Regions from separate parts of the Homo sapiens genome. Here region 1 is linked to region 2. A link is a loop called in an ENCODE intact Hi-C map of the cell type or tissue named here. Cell type or tissue: gastrocnemius medialis. All regions are shown on one strand.

Region 1 (2,500 bases), 180 kb after region 2:
CAGGCCAGACCCAAGACAGCTGTAGGGGGCAGGCCGGCAGCCTCTGTGCCTTCCCTTGGAGAAGCCAGCATGGCCTCCTTGGCCCCCAGGAACCTGGTCATTCCTGTGCCCCTGCCCACCCATGGCTCAGGCACTCTGGTACTTCACTGAGCCAGCAAACCCCATCCCAGCTCAAACAAGCCCCCGGCCCCAAGCCAGGCCCAAGTGCCTTCGCAGCCTGCAGACTCCAAGCCCGTTCAGGCCCTTTCCAGCTGTTGACATTGCTGAGGGGCCTTGCGGGAGCTGATGTCATTTACATAAATAGTGTCACTGCCGTAAACCCAGCCAGTGCCCCTCCCCCTCCCCCTGGAAAACGTCATAAAAAGGGCTGGTTCCAAGTTTCCAAAAGGAAACTCTCTGGGAGGTTTTGCGTTTGCGATGCCTCCTCCAACAGGCAGCTCCAGCATGAGGCGGTGACCACCCGGCTTGGGCTTCTCAGGGGTGTCCCTGGGCCCACTGCCTTCCGGATGGGCCAGCCCCACGCTGGGCAGGGGCAGGGGCAGGGGCAGAGACAGGCAGCAGCAGGGGCTTCCTCTCCTCTCTCCACAGGTGAACCACTCACCGACCCCAAGCCCCCACCCAGTAGGACCCACTCAGCAGGTAGCAGTGGAGACAGAGGCCGCCTGGGGCATGCTGGCTGGACAGGAGCTGTCCACTCCCCAAATGCTGCCAGGCCCCTTCAGATGGAGGAGTCCAGGCTGTGACAGCCAGGTGGCCCGCGGGGAACTGCTAGAAGGGGCCGGGGAGAAAGGGGGGGATCCCGTCGGCTGCGTGTCGGGTGGTGGTTTGGTGGGTGCTCCGCGCCCCGCCCACACTACGGGCTTGAGAATTCACAGTTCTCCTCCCGTCCACGTCTCCGCGCCATCCACGCCCCGCGCCTGGGGCCCCAGTTGTGCGATTCTGCGCCCGCCCCCGGGCCCCAGGGCAGGCTGCCCCCAGCCCCTCCACGGCGGCCGCGCCCAGGCCCAGGGAAGCGCGTCTCTGCTCTGGAAGGAGCCCCGTGAGGTAGCTACGTCTCGTCATTTCTCCAGGGCCCGGCCGGCGGCGCACCCCGCCCCGCGTGCACGCGGCTCCCGCCCAGAGCGCGCAGGGTGGGGGTAGGGGGAGGGGCCGCCGAGGGTCCCGCCCCCCGCGCCGTGCGGCCCCGCCCCCTCCCTCCCCCCACCTGGGAAAGCCCTCGCGGGCCAAGTCCGCGGCGGCCGGGCCAAGGCGCCCGCTCTCGCTCGGCCCCGCCCTGGCGCCCGCCCGCCCGCCCGCCCGCTGCCTCGGCGCTAGGCCTTCTTGCACTTGCCCTTCTTCTCACGCTGCTGGAACTTGCGCAGCCGCCGCGCCCACGTGTCCCGCCACTGGATCACCAGGCTGCTTTTATCGGCCACGATGCCGCTCTGGTCCGGAGAGTCCTCCGCGTTGCCCAGCAGCAGGTACTTCTTGAGGGGCTTGATTTTGGGACACTTGCAGGCGATGTCCCGCGAGCGGATCCACAGGCTCTGGTCACCGCGGCGGATGCGGCTCGTGCCCTGCTTATACACGGAGATGATGTTCACCGTGAACTTCCACCAGTCCCCCGCCTTGTCCGCCTTCAGGATGTGGATCTGGACGGCTGCAAGGAAGCACAGGCAGACGGGTGGGCTCCCAGCTGCTGTGGCTAGGTCCGCCCTGCCTGAGCCTGGGGAGAAGGGAAAGGAGACCCAGCCCCAGGAAGTGACTGCACAGAGTGGCCCATACAGGAGCGCGTGGGTGGTGGCAAGCTGATCGTAGACCCCCACCTGCTAACAACAGGGCCAAGAAGCCTTGCCTCCCACGCTGTGAGGGTGCCACCCAGCACTGCCGTCGGGACAAGCCATCTCCTGGCCTTGTCAAGGCCCACTTTGTCCAGGAAGCCTACAGGTGCTGACCACGCCCCCAGCACTCTGGGCAAGCTGTCTGCCCAGGGCAGGCGCTCGGGTGAGAGCAGTGCTGGCGGGGAGAGGGAGGTTCCTCAGGGGTGCGCTTCTCCAAAGGCCCAAGTCACTTTACACCAGCCCTCATGACACTCCACACACAGCCTGGCCCTCCAACCAGCCTCAGAAAACCATAATGGGTCCTCAATGCTCAGGGACAGAAGATGAGAACCCACCCTTTGGGGTGGCCGTAGTGCCTTTTCCAGAGCCCCGGGAACCTTGGACTGCCGCTTCCCACGCCTAAGCCATCCCTACCAGGTGGCCTCCCTTCCTCCATGCCGCCCAAGGTCCCCAGACCATTCCTCTTACTCCAAATTCTCTGCCAGTATTTTCCCTAGTAGAAGGACTTCCCCAAATGGAGCATGCATCAGAATCCCCTGGCCGGCTTGTGAAAATACACTGCTGGGCCCCGCCCCAGAGCTTCAGATTGAACAGATCTGGGTGAGGCCCTAGAATATGCATTTCTCACAAGTGGTGCCGATGTCATTGACTCAGAGGACAAATGTTACCAGATGTCATTT
Region 2 (2,500 bases):
TACTGAACTCTGTGGCAGTAGAAGATTTGCAGTGTCCTGTGGCTGACAGATGTGGTATGCTTCTCAGTAATAATCAGCGGAAAACTAGGATTGCAACTCAGCCCGTGACTGATATGGACGGCGTCTTTAAAGATGGTCTGGTGCAGTGTCTAGCTTTCTGGCAGAAAAAATTCTAACCTGTGGCACAGTGTTTTTCTTTTATCTTTGGAGGATCACTGACCTGCAAGGGTAAGAAAATAAAGTAATTGAAAGCTCATAAAAAGACATAACTCATGTCAGTTTTCAACATAGCATTTTGCTTTGAATTTTCTTCCTTAAAAACATAACATTTGGCCGGGCACGGTGGTTCTCACCTGTAATCCCAGCACTTTGGGAGGCTGAAGCGGGCGGATGACAAGGTCAGGAGGTTGAGACCAGCCTTAACAACATGGTGAAACGCCATCTCTACTAAAAATACAAAAATTAGCTGGGCATGGTGGCGCATGCCTGTAATCCCAGTTACTCAGGAGGCTGAGGCAGGAGGATTGCTTGAACCCGGGAGGCAGAGGTTGCAGTGAGCTGAGATCGTGCCACTGCATTCCAGCCTGGGTGACAGAGAGAGAGACTCCGTCTCAAAAAACAACGACAACAAAAAATAACGTTTATTAGATTGCTTCCTCATTATTACTTCTAAAAACAGACTTATTAAGAAGAAAACAGACCATAGTTTCCTCATTTAGCTAACACTTATTGACAGTGCTAATAAGGAAATGCATATTTAAGGTTAGGAATTACAGATAGTGCAGAAAGGTACAAAATGAAAAGTGAACGTTTCTTTTGATTCTGGGGAAAGTGTTACCCAGATATGTATATATGCACTTATTTATGGGTTATTTTTTAAGGGGAAAGGAATATATACTACATGCATTGCATGCTTTTGCTTTTTTAGCCTAATTAATCCCAGAGATGCTTCTTTATCACCACGTACAGATTTACCTGATTCTTCTGAGGAGCTGCATGGTATTACGTAGTATGTGTTTGCTGTAATTTAACCAGTCCTCTAATGACAGACATTTATGTCCAGCATTTTTCTTCCCTAAACAGCGCTTCAGTGATCATTAATACAAGCTGATTTGGAAAATCGCCACTTCTGAAGGTAGATGGTATAAACTAGGGGTCAGCGAACCTTGTCACCAAAGGGCCAGATAGTAAGCTTTGTGGGCCAGGCCGTGTGATCTGTGTTGCAGCTATTCACCATTGCAGTTACAGTGCAAAAGCAGCCATTGCTGCAGAAACAGAATGTGGCATATCCATACAATGGAATGTTATTCAGCCATAAATAGGAATGAATACTGACACATGGAACAACACGGATGAACCTTGAAAACATCCTGCCAAGTGAAAGAAGCCGGACACAAAAGGCCACATATTGTATGATTCCATTTTTATGAAATATCTAGAACAGACGAATCCATGGAGCCGTAATTCAGATTGGTGATGCCAGGAACTAGGGAGAGGGGTGTATTAGTCCGTTCTCACATGCTGTAAAGAACTACCTGAGACGGCCTTGGCCAGGCATGGTGGCTCACACCTGTAATCCCAGCACTTTGGGAGGCCGAGGTGGGCAAATCACCTGAGGTCAGAAGTTCAAGACCAGCCTGGCCAAAACAGTGAAACCCTGTCTCTACTAAAAAAATACAAAAATTAGTCAGGTGTGGTGGCACACGCCTGTAATCCCAGTTACTGGGGAGGCTGAGGCAGGAGAATTGCTTGAACCCAGGAGGCAGAGGTTGCAGTGAGCCAAGATCGCGCCATTGCACTCCAGCCTGGGCAACAAGAGTGAAACTCTGTCTCAAAAAAAAAAAAAAAACTACTACCCGAGACTGGGTAAATTATAAAGAAAAGGGGTTTGATTGGGTCATGGTTCCACAGGCTCTACAGGAAGCATGGCTCGGCGAGGCCTCAGGAAGCTTAGAATCGTGGCAGAAGACAAAGGGAAAGCTGGCACGTCCTACATGGCCGGAGCAGGAGGAAGAGAGAACAAAGGGGGAGGTGCTCCGCTTTCAGACCACCAGATCTTGTGAGAACTCGATTGGAACAGCATGGGGGAAGTTCACCCCCATGATTCAGTCACCTCCCAACAGGCCCCTCCTTCAACATGTGGGGATTACAATTCGACATGAGATTTGGGTGAGGACACAGAGCCAAACCATGTCATGCGGCCATGGGGAGCAGCTGCTTAAGTGGTATGGGTTTCCTTTTGGAGTGAGGAAAGAAGAGTTTGAAACTAGATAGGGGTGGTGATTGTTCAGTGTTGCAGATGTACTAAATGCCACTGACTTGTTCAGTTTAAATTGGCCAATTTTATGTTATCTGAATTTCACCTCAATAAAAGAACACCTAGTTCACTCCCAGGAGCAGGGGAAAGGATAAAGCAGCCAGGGTCACCATGTAAAGGCATAAGCATGGCTGTATTCTGCTACATTGTATTATAAACCTTATTTACAGCAAGAGAAGGCAT

What was found. Hi-C counts contacts between places; a loop is a spot of excess contacts. Peaks named below come from ENCODE experiments on the same cell type or tissue, not always from the same donor. Only the 100,000 strongest peaks of a DNase experiment are listed, where the experiment ranks them.
Region 1: it touches region 2 in a loop (3-fold over the local background); 1 of 110 quality-filtered maps calls a loop at or near these places.

Annotation. Positions count from the first base shown.
Region 1 is chr17:9,238,779-9,241,278 of GRCh38, reverse strand. It overlaps NTN1 (netrin 1), which reads right to left. Exons shown (of 7, transcript NM_004822.3): 7 at 1-1,639. The coding sequence ends at 1,311. It overlaps LOC124903923 (a long non-coding RNA gene), which reads right to left. Exons shown (of 2, transcript XR_007065614.1): 2 at 2,295-2,500. Among named protein-coding and RNA genes, the nearest start is that of NTN1, 220 kb to the right of the region's middle. RefSeq lists a silencer at 847-1,296. In gastrocnemius medialis, no CTCF peak of the experiment used is centred here; DNase peaks (open chromatin) are centred at 308, 728, 1,088, 1,358 and 2 weaker places; H3K4me3 peaks cover 1,447 bases; H3K27ac peaks cover 1,802 bases.
Region 2 is chr17:9,421,455-9,423,954 of GRCh38, reverse strand. All of the region lies in intron 6 of STX8 (syntaxin 8), which reads left to right. Among named protein-coding and RNA genes, the nearest start is that of STX8, 150 kb to the left of the region's middle. In gastrocnemius medialis, no CTCF peak of the experiment used is centred here; no DNase peak of the experiment used is centred here.